Regions from separate parts of the Homo sapiens genome. Here region 2 is linked to region 1. A link is an interaction called in ENCODE POLR2A ChIA-PET data of the cell type or tissue named here. Cell type or tissue: MCF 10A. All regions are shown on one strand. Links, peaks and the distances in the headings refer to the core of each region. The heading gives the core; the rest is flanking DNA.

The links. Peaks named below come from ENCODE experiments on the same cell type or tissue, not always from the same donor. Only the 100,000 strongest peaks of a DNase experiment are listed, where the experiment ranks them.
Region 2: POLR2A ChIA-PET joins it to region 1 with 10 read pairs; 2 of 35 experiments call an interaction of 5 or more read pairs at or near these places.

Annotation. Positions count from the first base shown.
Region 1 is chr5:54,400,480-54,408,816 of GRCh38, forward strand. LINC01033 (long intergenic non-protein coding RNA 1033) reads left to right here. Exons shown (of 5, transcript NR_126379.1): 2 at 1,164-1,386; 3 at 3,044-3,309; 4 at 7,976-8,042. Among named protein-coding and RNA genes, the nearest start is that of HSPB3, 51 kb to the right of the region's middle. In MCF 10A, for the core only: no CTCF peak of the experiment used is centred there; a DNase peak (open chromatin) is centred at 4,272.
Region 2 is chr5:54,325,430-54,333,766 of GRCh38, forward strand. All of the region lies in intron 1 of LINC01033 (long intergenic non-protein coding RNA 1033), which reads left to right. Among named protein-coding and RNA genes, the nearest start is that of LINC01033, 8.7 kb to the left of the region's middle. RefSeq lists an enhancer at 342-486 and a cis regulatory region at 406-423. In MCF 10A, for the core only: no CTCF peak of the experiment used is centred there; a DNase peak (open chromatin) is centred at 4,742.

The DNA of each region.
Region 1 (8,337 bases), core at 19-8,018:
GGCTGTGGAGTTGGACCTGGGTTTGAAGATTGGCTTTGCATGCCTAGCAGGATGTAAGCTTGGCCCACTGACTTCACTTCTGAGCCTTGTTCTCCATGTCTGTCAAGTGCAGGGGAAGGGTTAGTGAAATCTATCTTATATTTTTATGGACACTAATGAGATTGGGAATGAAAACGAGATGCCCATAAGCATCAGTGCATCATAGGTACTTGGCCAGTGGTTCTCAAAGTGTGGTTCTCAGACCAGCTGTATCAAGATTGCCTGGGAATTTATAAAGGAATGGAGATTCTCCAGGCCCAGCAATCAGCATACTAAAGCTTGAGAACTGTGTTAGACTTTCTGGGATCTAACGAAGAAGGCAGGACAGATTTTGTTAGATGTATTACACAAGGGGCAGGCACCTGTGCACAAAAAGACCCCACAAAAACACAGAAAAAAAACACAGAAGAGGTGCTTTTTGTTTTGCTCTCTGTGTGATAAGCTAATCTGATAAGTGAGAAGTCCTGTTCTTTCTATAACTGGGTAGGTAAGTCTAATTTGGAGGTCAAGTATTGAAGCTCATTGTAGCCACATGTCTAGGCCACCTCCTCCAATTTAGCTTCTATCAATAATAAAGTTAATATTTTGATCTATTTGTTTGATTCTTGCATTGCATCTACTTTTCAATTTGTTCTGGTACGGGAGAGAAAAGGAGTTCTTTTAAAAATTATACTCTGTGGCTGGGCACAGTGGCTCACGCCTGTAATCCCAGCACTTTGGGAGGCCGAGGTGGGCGGATCATGGGGTCAGGAGATCAAGACCATCCTGGCTAACACGGTGAAACCCCGTCTCCACTAAAAATACAAAAAAATTAACCAAGTGTGGTGGTGGGCACCTGTAGTCCCAGCTATTCGGGAGGCTGAGGCAGGAGAATGGCATGAACCCGGGAGGCAGAGCTTGCAGTGAACCGAGATCGTGCCACTGCACTCCAGCCTGGGGGACAGAGCGAGACTCCATCTCAAAAAAAAAAAAAGAAAAAAAAGCAATTATATCTGTGATAGCCTCCAAAATTACCCCCTAATAATCCCAATTCAGGTATTCCCACCCTCCCTTGTGGTTCCAGAGTTAGTTTGTGTGACCAGTGCAATATGTCATTAGACATTAGGTCTCTCTGTCTCTTATAGATCACTCATTCTGGGGGCAGCCCTCTGGCATGTAATGAGCAGTCCTATGGAGAGGCCCATGTGACAGTAGCCATGCGAGTGACACTGGAAGTGAAACCTGCAGCTCCAGTCAAGCCTTTAGAAGACTGCAGCCCTGGCTGACAGCTTGACAGCAAACTCATGAGAGACTCTCAGCTTGAACAACTCAGCTAAACTGTTCCTGGGTTCCTGGTCCTCAAAAACTGTACGAGATGAAAAAAAAGTTTGTTTTTTTAAGCTGCCAAGTTTTGGGATAATTTGTTATTCTAATATATTTTTTAATACCTGGAAGTAAGGTGCTACCATAATAAATACCTAAAATGTAGGCACAGCTAGGAAACTAGACAGTGGAGGTAGCTGGAAAGAATTTAAGAAGCATAGCAGTGAAAGTCTCAGGAGCCTTGAACAAAACATTAGAAAAACTTTGGACTTTGACCAGGCTGCTGGTGGAGGTTTAAAAGAAAGTGAGAAAAATCTTGTTGAAAACAGAACAGGGAATCCTTACTATGGAGTGGCATAAATCTTAGCAATATTGTTGTCTGCAATAATGTGGGTGGTGGGAATGTACCTGGTAAACTGGGTGATCTAATTTGCTATTCATAAAGACATAAAGATTCTCAGCTTTTACAGATGGTGAAAAATGCTAAATTAAGAAATGGCTGAAGGACAGAGGTCAAATCCTGGGCACCATCATGAAAACATAATCCAAAGATGAAGCTGAGATGTGACTATAAATCCTTTGTTATGACCTCAGAAAGATCAAAAGTGGTGCCTCAGAGTACCAGTTTGGTCACACAAAGGCCCTCTAAAGTTTTTAAGGCTGTGACTCACAGATTCTTTCAAAAACAGGGCTCCTGAGAAGCTTAAGAGCATAGTTTTTCAGCAGAATCACAAGGTGGGAAAGGGATTATCTCAAAAAGATTTTTGGGCGTGACTTTTGTCTAATGGAATGGACCCCCAAAAATTCATAGGTGATTCACAAATTTTTTAAAAGAATTATATTAGTAGAAACATTGCCAACTAGAACTCAAAGGGATAGAGACAGTATGAAATGAAAAAAGGCCTTGGTACTCACTTTGCCCCTGTTTCACTGCAGGTTAAGAAAAAATTTCAGCTGCATACATGTACTAACTTTCATGAAAAAGAAAGAATAGCTAAGCATGGTGACTCACTCCTGTAACCCCAGCACTTTGGGAGGACAAGGTGGGAAGACCACTTGAGCCCAGGAGTTTGAATCAGCCTGGGCAACATAGCAAGACTCTGTCTCTTTTTAAAAAAGGATGACTCTGAAGGGGAAGCTAAAAGCCTCAGAGAATAACTCATGCGTAGAAATAGGACTAAATCCTAAGGCGATTCCAACATTTGCCTGGCTGGATTTCAGAGCTGCTATGGGGACATAGTAGTGTGTCCAGTACCTTTCCTTTTTGAATATTAATGCATATAGTGTTTATTCCTGTTCCACCATTGTGTGTTTGGGGTGTGTGTGTGTGTGTGTGTGTGTCTATGTGTGTGCGTGTTAGTTTCAGATTGAGAGGAATTATACCCAAGGAGCTAGAGTTAAGAAATTATACCTAAGGAACCTCTTGTGTACCTGGTCCTGATTTAAATGACAAGACTCTAGACTTTGAGTTGATGCTGTAATGAGACAAGAATTTTAGAAATGTTGAGATGGAGTGGACGTGTTTTGCATGTTGGAGGGACTTGATTCACTGGAGCCTAGAAGGCAGACTATGGTAGCCAGCCCTCAAGATTGTCTCCTCCTGGTATTCATACCCTTGTATAATTCCCCTCCCACATTGTACCAGAATTTATCTGTGTGACAGAATATGGCAGAAGTAATGATATGTCACTTCTGAGATTAGGTTATAAAAGACATTGTGGCTACCATCTCTCATCACTCACTCAAAGGGAAGCCAACCACCATGCAATGAGAATCTCAGGTAATGAGGACCTGAGACCTGTTGTCAATCACGTGAATAAGCTTGGGAGGAGATTCTCCAGCCCCAGTCAAGCCTCAGAAGACTTCAGCCCTAGGTGACAGCTTGATGATAATCTCGGGAGGCAGAACCACCCAACTAAGCCACTCCTGGATTCCTGACCCTGACCCTGACCCTAGAAACAGTGTGAGGTAATAAACGTTGTTTTAAGCTCTTAAATTTGGGGGTAAATTTTTAGGCAGCCATCAATAATTAATACACACCTCTAATGTATTTGTACTTACACCACATACCATGGGATCTCACAAAAGAGCAATTTTAAAGCTTGCTTGGATAGCCGATATCTTTATTTTCAGAACATATTCTTCATGCATAAAGAAGCAAAGACTCTTTCCTTCAGTATAATCCTTTTGATAGAAGCGAAAACTTAAGTCTGGCAGTTTTCCTAATATATGTTTTTCACACTTTTCCTTTATTTTAGGCAATTCTAAATAGACAAAATCAACTTGAGAGTGTTCTTGGATTTAATTTAGAAACAACCCCAGTTAAGCTTTTCATAAAACTTTTAAATTGGGCTGGCTTTTATTTTAGGAATATGAATGTTCTTGGAATTCTTCCAGATCTCTAAGCAATAATCTTTTACGCAATCCCCTTTATTTTGTTATGAAAAAAGAGCCTAGGTAGTTCTTTTAAGGTTTACTTTTTTGTAAAGGTATCTTTAAAACATCCAGATGCCTCTAGACATTCAAGATAGAACGAGGCACTCACAACTTCTATCTGCCTATGTTTCATCTATTTTTCTATGCTGTTGTGTGAATTTTGACGTTTTATTTTGTCAAGAATAGTGGTGAAAAACCAATGAATTTTTAAGTGATTGAGCTCTAACATTTCCTACATTCTCCTTCCAGAAAGTAAATACACAGTAATTATCATTCATTATTACCTTCTCCATCTGACAACTGCCTTTCACCCCTCAAATTATTGTGCATTTCACATTCTTTTTTCTACCTAGGACTAATTTGTCCAATCAACCGGACATCTGTTTTTCTTCCCCTTTTTTGAAAACAGGCTGCTTCTATGTTTTCAGGGCCTTCCTTTCTAGAACATGTAAGAACTTGTTCTCAGACTACTTGTAAGCAAGACACTCTCTGAGGTTACAAGTCTGGAAGCACTTTCTGAGAACAATTAAAAGATCTGTCTGCCTGTTAGGGCGTTCCATGGGAATGTTACACTCTTTGGAAGAAAGCTTTGTGTAAGCAACAGTCACTTCTACATAGACAATACAAATGTCACTTCATTTATTAACATTACGTGTCTAGATGATTGACTGCCCTTGGAAAAATATATATGGAATGAGGCAAGCTTATTAAAACCTAAATAACTCTGAAGATCTCTTACTTGGTCTGTAAACTTTCTACTCTTATAGCTCATGCATTTTCACAGGAAACAAAAGCCCTTAAAGGCCAAATTTCCACAACAAAACAGTGAATCTTTTCAGGATATAATCCTTCAATTCTTTCCTAAGTACGTTTAGATAATTTTTTTTTCTTTTTTTTTTTGTTTTTGAGATGGAGTTTCACTCTTGTTGCCCAGGCTGGAGTGCAATGGTGCGATCTTGGCTCACTGCAACCTCTGCCTCCCGGGTTCAAGCAATTCTCCTGCCTCAGCCTCCCAAGTAGCTGGAATTACAGGCATGTGCCACCACACCTGCCTAATTTTTGTATTTTTAGTAGAGACGGGTTTTCACCATGTTGGCCAGGCTGGTTTTGAACTCTGGAACTCAGGTGATCTGCCCGCCTTGGCCTCCCAAAGTGCTGGGATTACAGGGGTGAGCCACCGTGCCCAGCCCTTTTAGATAATTTTTAAATCAGGAAATATATGATGGTGATGACCACATGTGACACCCCAGCCATGAATAAGTTCTTGGCCTTTCTTTTGACTTTAGCCTCATTCTTCCCCTTATTTTCTTTTTCCTACTTTCTTCACCTACTTCTCTGTTTCTCCGTTTCCCTTTTCTGAATCACGCCATGATGCCGTAAAGGAATCTCCTTGGGATCTGGTGCTGGATGCAGTCTAGGGGGTGCCCTTTGTCAGAAGAGGCTGAGTGGAAAGGAAAGTGGCCATAAGCAAGCTGGTCAGTTCCCAGGCAACCAGGGAGGAAAGACAGGGTAGGAATCTGAGGAGCCTCACCAGGGAAGCCCCAGGCCGTGGGTCCCAGCCTTTTGCCTTGAGCCTCAGGAGAGCTCCCATGAGGAGAGCTAGATCCAAGGCTCCACTTTCCTTTCAGTGCTGTGTTTTTAAACTCTCCTCATGTCTGATTAAATGTATATGGGCAGCTATATTGGAGAGGAACTAAAGGGCTCTAGGAGTTTCTCACCAGGTTCCTTTTGTATCTCTTTTCACTAGCAGAGGTGTCTGCTATGGGTAGGATTCCCTCTGGGGTTCCCTTTGACCAAGCTTCTGCAGCCAGAAGCACTGAGGAGGGCACTGGGGTGATGGGACTGACCCTGAGGCCCTGATCACAGGACTCCTAAGTAGGAGTTCCTCTGAGGAGATATGCTAGGACCTGGTTTATCAAACCAGCAATGGGATATCTGGAAAAGCCGCTGGGGGGCTGCCAGGACTGCTTCTCAACATACTGTGTGTTAACCTGCATTAACACTGCACGAAGCAGGAACTTAGAGTTTTCTGAGCTTGGCTCAGTTTGTGTGTAACAACCAGGCTGAGGTTTCAGGGGTGGCTCCATTTGGGGTTTAACCTGCAGACCAGAGGAGGGAACAATGAAAGACTAGTTGTGTTTCTGTGTTTCTGTGGTCTGGAAGAGGAGGTGAAGAGAGCGTAGGACAAATCACTGAGTGTTCATGTCAAAATATCTGCAGACTGCTCAGCTTGGTTGCTGTTGAGCTCCCTAGTTCAGCAGCAGCAGGTCGAGGACCAACACTTATCCTCGGATAATAATGACTACTATTTATTCAGTCCTCCCATGTGCTAGATGACATATTAGGTGCTTTATGTGTACAACCTTAGCAATCCTTTAAGAGAGGTGATATTCCCATTTGTCAAATTTTAGAAAGCTAGTTAGACAGTCCAGAGAAGATTAGTGGTTTGTTCAATGTTAGGCTTCCAATAAGTGGCCAAAATTTTAACTTTGGTACACAGTTATCTTTGCTAAGACATCATATGCATTCCTAAAAAAAAAAAAAAACACTCTTCAGTTAGCAATATAGTATACTTAAAATAATAGGGCTTATGAGAAAAATGGGGTTGGTGTTAGAATTAGGAAGTAAAAAACCTGAGAGTGTAATACAAATAGAAATACTAGCATGGCTGAATCTCTGTAAACATTTGCCTTTAGCATCACAGACAGCCCTTTGCAGCCTTATATCCTGGGGCTCAGGCTTCTTGTAGGTCCTTGGGGCATTCACTGCCAATAGAGAACATAGGCATCGACATTAGAATTCTGATCTAGGGTTTCAATACAGAGGGATGTCTCTTCAAAGCATCTTCAACTGCACTCACAGCTTCACCAGATAGTTTAATATAATAGAAAACTTAGTGGCTGGTTTAATGGCTTCAAGAATCACTACCTCATTGAAGGTCTTCACTGTATGGAATATACAGGTTTTTCCCTAACGTACTCATATATTTCTTAGATTTTCTTCCTCCCAGTAAAAAAATTTACCCTGATCACCTCAAATGATGGGTTGGCAAAAATCGCATATTCACCACCACAACTTCTGCATCATGATCTTCAGTACCCAGTTTACCTGTCACTTATGAGATACTGTTGCATGAAAGGAAAGAAATGCTGCTTCAGATAGAACCAGACTGTTTCAGAGCCCATGTGATTTCTTTTGTGTTCTAAAGAGTCCTCATTGGCCTTGAGGGAAGTTTAGACAGGCTGGAGCGTTGATAACTGATAGACTATTTTTTCTCCCCACGCAACCACCATGGCATGATGCTACTCAACAAAATGTACAGTGGTTTTTTTCATTTCATGTAATACCGAGACTATGTTAAGATTTTGTGATAGTCAGGCCGGGCGTGGTGGCTCACGCCTCTAATCCCAGCACTTTGGGAGGCTGAGGTGGGCGGATCACGAGGTCAGGAGATCGAGACCATCCTGGCAAACACTGTGAAACCCCGTCTCTACTAAAAATACAAAAAAATTAGCCGGGTGTGGTGGTGGCCGCCTGTAGTCCCAGCTACTTGGGAGGCTGAGGCAAGAGAATGGCATGAACCCGGGGGGCAGAGCTTGCAGGGAGCAGAGATAGCGCCACTGCACTCCAGTCTGGGCAACAGAGCGAGACTCCATCTCAAAAAAAAAAAAAAAGATTTTGTGATAGTCTCAAATGCTTTTTACAGCTGGTTTGTTCAAATTAGGATCCAAATATGGCCTAAATATTACATTTGATTATTATATCTGCTATGTATTTTATTCTATACCCTTCTGCTGTTTTTTAATACAGTTGATTTGTTGGAGAAGTCCATTCTTCATACCACAGAGTATTCCATATTTGAATTTGGCTGATTGCTTTCTCATGATGGTTTTAAAAAGTAGTTCCTTTATTCCTCATATTTCCTATAAACTTATTGTTAGATCTCGAAACATGTTCAATTTGGTATGAATACTTTGTAAGTGGAGCTTTATAGTTCCTATGGCATTGTATCTTGAAATACAATGTCAAGGCCTATCTAATTTGAGTGATGCTAAAATTGATCAGTGTATTAGGAAGTGGCAGCTGGATCCCTCCTTTACAATATTTATCAACCATTGATTATCCTAGATCCATAGTATCTCACTAAAATTGAAAGATAGTGATTTTCTAAGCCTATCATTTCTTCTGCATTTGTTAGCTGGAATTCTGTGAAGCACATGACCTCAAGTCTTTGGATAAATGGAAACGCAGCTTATGCCGGAAAGGTAAAATCTTGATTCTTTTCTTTTATTAATTTTGAGAGTAGGCCAGGAACAGTGGCTCCCACCTGTAATCCCAGCACTTTGGGAGGCCAAGGCAGGTGGATCACTTGAGGTCAGGAGTTTGAGACCAGCCTGGCCAACATGGTGAAACCCCATCTCTACTAAAAACACAAAATTAGCTGGGTGTGGTGGCGTGCACCTGTAATCCCAGCTACTCAGGAGGCTGAGGCAGGAGAATCGCTTGAACCCAGGAGGCAGAGGTTGCAGTGAGCTGAGATCACACTACTGCACGCTAACC
Region 2 (8,337 bases), core at 226-8,225, 75 kb before region 1:
TAAGGGCTAGATTGTGCAAGAAAAGTACTACTGGGGCCTATAATTCAAACCCTGGAAAAGAGGTAGGACATAGAAGGACATGAGATAAAGAACGTGGTTTATTTAGGGGAGGGGATGGTAAATTCTAAGGGACTGAAAAAGGCAGAATTAAGCATGATCTTTTATTAAACAGCCTGACTGGAGTGGCAAAATCAGGTTGTGAGATGTGTCCGGTTGATGGAGGGCTTGAATGTTATGGTTGAGGAGATCAGGCTCTGACAGGAAGCCACTATAGTCTCTCCAGGTAATGTTCTAAAAATAGTACTAATTCCTAGAAAACAAGATAGAATGTAGGGGAAGAGCCTAGAAGCAGATATTTCAGTTAAAAGGCATTGAGGCTTATCTAAGAATGCACAGGGTGAGGTTCTGGACCAGGGTGATAAGCATGACTGGAGGAGGAAAGCAACTGCCAAAGAAAAAATAGGAAGCCTTGAAATAATTAGATACGGGGATCAAAAGAGAGAGGAGGCAAAGATGTCTCTAGGATCTTGAGGTTGCCTCTACTGGCTAACATTTTACTTAAATGAGATAAGGCAGTAGTTGTTAGACAGTAGAAAATGAAGGGACTTTAGGAGCTGGCCTCACCCTTTGTATTTGAAGGTTTCCAAACCATCATTTGTGAAAGCGAGAGTGAGAAAGAAGGGGTCAAGACTCCTGAGTATTACAAGGGCATTTCCTGGGTAGCAGAGCTCCACCTAGTACAGCTGTTTGTGATTAGAACCACCTGAAGGATTAACAGCTCAAAAGGACTGACACTAAAGCAGAACAAGAGCTGCAAATAAGCCTTCTGGGGTCAGAATATAAAACGTTGAAGTCGTTTAACAGCTCTTTCATTAGTGTGGATTTTGTTGCCTATTTTACCTTAATGATTGGATTGAGTATCATGTTATATAATATTTCACAAGCAGTAATTCAATGTTCAAGTACTTTGAAGTATTTAGAAGTACTGCCTATTCTCCTCAATACTGGAAAGATCCTCATAGATTAGGAAAAGCCCGAACTAAGCAACCTAAATTCTCTTCCCACTAACCTGCTTAACTGTTCTAGGTTCCAATTTATTTAAAGAAGTGAGAGTTGGATGTTTTACCAATGTGGGATTTTCAGCACCTTGTCTTCCTTGGCTGAGGGGAGCCTCTGAAGGGATACTTGTTATTGGTCCTGCAAATGAACTGCTCCAGCTAGGTACAGGCTAAAAAAATGATTTACTCTCCTATGTTCTCCCTCTGATTCCCATGGCACAGTAGGAATTGCTCTAGGTCCCTTGTTCCTGATGAGCCCTAAATGCCTTTTGTCCCACATGTTGCTGACATTCTCAGTTTGTTCTCTTCCACACTCCGTTTCTCCATTCTCTGACCCACCCTACTAACCGCATTCCCCAGGCTCCCTTGCCAATGGGAAACATCAGCTGGAGACGAGAAGGTGGGAGTTGAAGAGGGGCTGGAGTATTCACGCCTGGCACACCTGTCCTGCTATGGCATAGTGTGGCAATAGCCGCATCCCTCTACATCCACAGCCCTTGCTGGCGGCCCCTTTCATGGCTCTAGCTCTCAGTAGACTGTGGTAACATTGGTTCTGTCCTTCGTGTCTTCATGCATGGAGGTGATAAGGGCTCCCTCTGGGGCTAGTTCTTGGTGCTTCACCATCCCTTGTTGATTCCCAGACCCCTGTTCACACCAATGTAAATAGTCCCTTTATTAAATTCTCTTCCAAAACCCCAGCTAATGGTCTTCTCTTTCCTACCAAAACCCATTCTTTGAGGAGTGTACAGTGATGAAGGCAAGCTGGTATAATCAGATGTCCCACATGAACATATAACATCATGGAGCTTTATTTTACATGGGTACATTTTTTTTCCTAAGGGTTTAGGTATGTAACTTTATGCCTGAAACTTTTATTAAGAAGGAATATTTTTAAATGGTATGAGACATCATAAAACAACTTAGTTTTTGAAGGGAAGCTATAAGTCAAATTCATTTTTATTTTAAGAATTTGCAAATTATAGACTTGAATAAGCGTATCAAACATTCCTAAACAGGCTAAACACTGTTACAACTATATAGAAAAAGGGATTTATTATAGGGCTAAGACCTTACACAGTTTTACCAATGGAAGGGACTATGCAAGGCTGCTGTCTCTGCATTAGGTGTTGAGCCAGAAGTTGTTCTAAGTCAGCCAGACCAAGTGGGAAGAAAAGTAAAGATGAACTTAAAACTCCTGAGAATGAGCTGGAACTGTGAGGATGAACTGGAATCCACATCAGTCTCAGACTGTCTCTACCTTTGATGCTGCAGGTCACTTGCAGAAGAAGTTGGCACCTTTTGCCATAGAATAGCCCATGCTTTTGGCCTAGGATTAGGTGAAGCTGAAGGAATTCTGGTACCAGAAGTGTGGGCCCAAGTGCTGCCTTATGTAGACAACGTGAGCAGCTTGTCACCACAGTGTGTACAGGATGCCTGGCATCCTACATTGACTTTCTTTTTCTTTTTCTTTTTTGAGACAGAGTCTCACTCTGTTGCCCAGGCTGGAGTGCAATGGCACAATCTTGGCTCACTGCAACCTCCACCTCCCGGGTTCAAGCGATTCTCCTGCCTCAGCCTCCCGAGTAAATGGGATTACAGGCACCCGCCATCATGCCCGGCTAATTTTTGTATTTTTGTAGAGATGGGGTTTCACCATGTTGGCCAGGCTGGTCTGGAACACCTGACCTCGGATGATCCACTCACCTCGGCCTCCCAAAGTGCTGGATTACAGGCATGAGCCACCGCGTCTGGCCTCCTACATTGACTTTCACAGTATAAAACAATAGGGCTGCAACCCCCCTTCTAATTTATAAACCTTCTACATATTTCTCCTATGGTCACTGCTAACTCAGAAGCATAAAGATATGGGAATTCTGGAAAACATTTTTCTAGGACAGCAAATTTGTTCATTCTTCTTTTAGCTGAGTCGTACTCCCCATTGATATCCTGTAACTTATACTGAGATATAAAAGTAATGACTATTATATCAGAAGTAGGGGAATGGGAGAAGGGAAGAAACATTTACTACATATATAGATACACTCATACCAAAATTAGGTAGAAAAATACTCATAACTATTATTGTCCTTGTTTCTGCAGCCATTATGTGGTTTGGTTTTTTGACTATATCTATTTTATATTCTCTTTTCCCTCGACAATGTTTAATCTTGTCCTAGATCTTTGCTTATTGGGGTGACCCAATCCCTTCACATTCCTGAAGGATCTGAGCCACTTGCTGCCCTACCTAAATTGGGTTTTGGAATTTCCTATGAATATTAATCTCAGGATATATCTATTACTTTCCTTGCGGTGCTATACAAATTACCACAAACTGGGTGGCTTAACACAACAGAAACTTATTCTCTCACCGTTTAGGAGGATATATGTTTGAAATAAAAATGTCAATAGGGTTGGTTCTTTCTTGGGGGCTCAGAGGGAAAAAAAATCTGTTCTCCCTCTCTCCTGGTGTCTAGCGGATGCCGATAATCCTCGGCATTCCTTGGCTTGTGGTAGCATAAATCCACTCTGCCTCTGCTGTCACATGGACATCTTCCATCTTCCTTCTGTGTCTCTTCGTCTCCTCTTTTCTTTTTTCTTATTTTCTTATTTTGAGACAGAGTCTCACTCTGTCACCCAGGCTGGAGTGCAGTGGAACAATCTCAGCTCACTGCAACCTCCATCTCCTGAGTTCAAGCGATTCTCATGCCTCAGCCTCTCAAGTAGCTGGGACCATAGGTGTACGCCACCATATCTGGCTGATTTTTGTATTTATAATATAGATGGGGTTTCATCATGTTGGCCAGGCTGGTCTCAAACTCCTGGCCTCAAGTGATCCACCTGCCTCAGCCTCCCAATGTGCTGGGATTACAAGCTTGAGCCACCGCGCCTGGCCTCTTCTCTTCTTATAAAGATATCAGTCATATTGGATTAGGTCCCACCCTAATTGCATATGACCTCATCTTGATTATATCAGCAAAGACCCTATTTCCATATAAGGTTATATTCACAGGTACCAGGGGTTAGGACTTCAACATATCTCTTTGGAAAAAAATAGTTCAATCCATAACAATATGGAATACAAAAATATGCTACAGGAAATCTGCATTTCTGACATACTCTTCCTTCTCTCCATTCTGTAGTTGTGAATGACCTAATTCCACTGGATAGACAGGATCAATCATCCTAGTCAGTAGAATAACCCCCTCTTTTGCCTGATGATTAACTTGCATGAGGAATACAAAGTCACCAAGCTGTAGTCGCAACTTCTAATTTAATGGAACATTTTCTGTGTTCTTGGTAGAAACATCCCTCCCTTGGGAATTAAGAACCCTAGATTAGCACAGTATAAAGTTATGAAGTCAGGAAGCAAATTTTTGCCAGTGAATCACCAAAGATAAGATGAGCCATTCCTATTTCCAACCCTTGATTCCCCAAGTTCTGGCTAAGGGAGAAATAGCACAATCTGGCTTAGACTATATACTGCATCCTGGAGGATATTCCTCCAGCCCTACAAGGTGCTGCCATGCAGCTATTGTCATAACCGAGTCTTCAGTGGCCATTCAATCATTCTTTCAGGCCACTTGCTTCAGGGTGATGGGAAACATGATAAGACCAATGAATTCCAAGACCATGAGCACATTAGCATATGTTATGTGCTATAAAACAAATTTCTTGGTCAGAAGCAATGCTGTGCTGAATACCATGAAGGTGAGTAAGGCATTTCGTAAGTCTACAGATGGCAGTTTTGATAAAAGCACTGTAGGCAGGGAAGGCAAATCCCTATCCAGGGTGAGTATCTATTCCACTGGGAACAAAGAGCTGCCACTTCTATAATGGAAGTGGTCCAGCATAATCAATCTGCCACCAGGTGGCTAGCTGGTTTTCTCCATCTTCACACCTGGCCTGGGAATGGTGCCATATCAGGGGTTCACTGTTGGACTTTGCTGTTGGGAGATTGAGCATTCAACAGCAGCTATAGCTGGATCAGCCTTGGTAGAAGAAAATCCATATTGTGAGCCCATACAGAAACTTCATTCCTATCATGGTTCAGCACTCACTAGGCAAGGCAAAGAATGGCTGTTGGAAAAGGCTGACTGACACCCACAGAACAGGTCAGCTTGTCCACCTGATTATTACAATACTCTTTTTCTGAGCTTGCTTTTCAGGGAGCATTGACATGAGACAGAAATATCTTCACACTCTGTGTGAACGCCATTTAGTCACATACTAGATTCCCAGACCTCTTTGGTCAGAAATTTTCTGATCATGTTTCTTTTCAGTCCCTGACTATGCACCTAAACCATTAGCTATTGCTCATGATGAATGTGGACCTCTAGCCATCCCTTTTTCTGGATGAAATGGGCAAACAGACGTACTGCTCAAAGTTCTGCCCACTGGGAGGAAGATTTTCTTTAAATACTATCCTTCAGAGCCACCCTGGGATAGGGCTGTAGTGCTGCAGTCATCTACTTTTGGGTGTTGGTGGCAAATCATGCCGAATTTTCTAATTTTTTTTCGTCTTTGGTCAACTAGCCACAGACAATCCTCATGAAGCTTTAGATGCAGGTTAAGAGGAACGAGGCTATGCTGCAGCCATAGACATCTGGGCTACTTGTTCATGCAACTTCCTTGTGTCTTCAGCACCACCGGTGACTAAGGAGTCTTGTCTTGAGCTAGGGAATGGGGACATCTGGGGAATGTCAGGAGTTTTTAAGGCTGAGTTTCTAAGGTTACCAATTCTAGCTACTTGCCTCCTAGAAGGGGCAAGGAATGTGTTAGCCACTGCCCTACCCTACTCCTAAAGCCCTGCTATTATGTAGAACTGCCCCCCCCCCACCCCCCGCCCACCACCAACACCAACACACCAACAACATAACTCTGCCACTTTGCGCTCCTCCCCATCCATGCTTCAGTCATTGGGAGTAGACGTCTACTGGAGCAACTAGCGGAAGAACTTCTCAGCCACCCTTTGTCAGAGTAAAGGTATTGTCGGTGAGGCGTTCCAGTGGTCTCATTGTGTAACTGTATAGATTCTGACATGCTCTGCTCCCTTTCTCCCTCCTAAGGGAAGTTGGGGCCATATCATGGTGAAATCTCTTAGTGTTAGTTTGTCCTTCAGATGTAGTAACACCGTCATTTGCCCTTTCCAGCATATGTCATTTGGAATCATGATTTCTTCTATCTGCTGCAAATTCTGTCTCAGTTTTACATGCATCAGGCCTGTAGGAGACCCTTGGGTCTGGCCAGTGGCTGGAGCTGTTGGCTGAATGGACAGTGAATGACCACTGAATGGAAAGTCAGTGCTGTTTTTCTTTGGCATCTTAGAAGCTTATACTGAGTTTGGTAGGACTCACTGCCAAAGTATTGCCTGGTCTGGAGAAGGTAGAGACAAGGGAGAGTTGGGATTTCTACTATTTCCTACTAGCATCATTTGTCTGCCATAAGATGCCAAAATGCAGGGCCCCAGATTTGCAAGGTATGGAATTAGAGCACAAGGCTATTGAGGCAGGTCTGCATGTGAGATGGCCCCACCATTGGGTCACTATCAGGACCTGCTCTAAAGAGTCTATGGATTGTAGGAGAGTCACTATCATACAGTTCATGGACCCTGAAACCTTCCTGCCCAATCTCCATTCTCCTTAGATCTGCTAAGTTAGTCTCCATCTGTATTGCACAGTTTTCTGTGAAAAACCTTTAAAAGGGACTGGTACTTCCAGCCGACAACATAAACATGATGGTTATATTTGGGTGTGATCCTTAATTTAAAAAAATTTTAAGCTTGTTAGCATCCTCCAAATTGTCTGCAATTAAAACATACTACTTTTGTAAGTTCTCCAGGAAGATAGAGTTTAAGTAACAATCAGCTTCTTGGCATCAAACACTGGTGGCCCATTTTTCATGAGGAGACTAGGAAATGGTACTCCATATTCATTGCTTCCACCCACTCTAAGTTCTGATTTCTCCCCTAAGCCCTTGATTGGTGTATAGCAAACCTAGTTTGTTTTATCATAGGATGGTTGTTTCCATATTAAATTCTAGTTTCTGTTATCCTGTATGTTTTAGAACCAAGGTGACTTTAAAAGCAGAGCAAGCTAAGCCTAAGTAATACAATCCTAGGAAAAATAGGGATGGCTTACTTCCTAATTCCATTCACTTTGATTAAACATCTTGACCATATCTCTACCTCCAGCATTATTAGCAGAAAAAAAAAAGACTTGAGACGTAATGAGAGGGACTAACTAAAAATCTTATAGACTGAAGTTGTCACAACAGTTTTTTTTAAAGAGAACTAGCTTAAAGGTATATTTCTTCTATTTTTAAAGCTTATGGAAAAATTCTTGTTGCATATGTGTTATGGCAAAACAAAATGCAGGCATGGAAAAACAACTGACTTTAAAAATAGCAAAATACTTGACAGCCCAGCTTGAAGTCATTAAAAGTAGTACAGCCGGGGTCAGTTTATAGGTTTCTGTTTTTAATATGCATAAATAGTCTAGCACTTGGATGGAACAGACATGCAGCTGCCTCATCAGACTGATTAACTTTTCAATGGCCTCCCAGATACCCAAAAGTTGCTGGCACTGTCAGGGCAGTGCTAGGAGTCATGATAAGCCTGAAAAGTGAGATGTCTTCTACCTTCCTATATGAAGGAAAACCCAGAACTTCCGATAATGTCTTTTTTCTACTTAGAGCTGAAAGTCTTTTGAGTTCTGCTAATGAAAAAGAAACGCCCACTCCCACCTCAAGAACATCATTAGTATGATAACACTTCCACTGCCCAGACTGACGGGGCCAGAGGGCCACACTGCTAACCCCTGAAATTAAAAAAAAAAAAACAAGGTAGGCCCCCTATCTTAAATCACATAGAATGGTAGCAGTGTTTCATGTCCTTTCTAGGTGATGGAGTCACGGTCTCATAATACAGCACCAACCATTAATTCCATAAACATACAGCATGTCATGAAGTCCAGGGTCTGATGTTGTGGACAAGTGCAAGATTTCTAGAGAAAATATACATTGTCTTGCTTATGAAATAAGATTATGCATTTAAAATTTCAAAAATATTCGATCTCAAAGAATAAAAGAGTTAAGAGAAAGCCTATGATTAAAAGCCAAGTGACTGATAGGGAATTTCAGGAGAAAAAAAAACAGAATAAATCAGAGTAGTCAGGGATGGCATAATAGAATTGGGACTTAACACAAAACACTTATTTAACACTTTCTATGAAATATGCCTTCTGAGAACTCACTGGTGAAATCAAACCCAGATCCTGGCCTC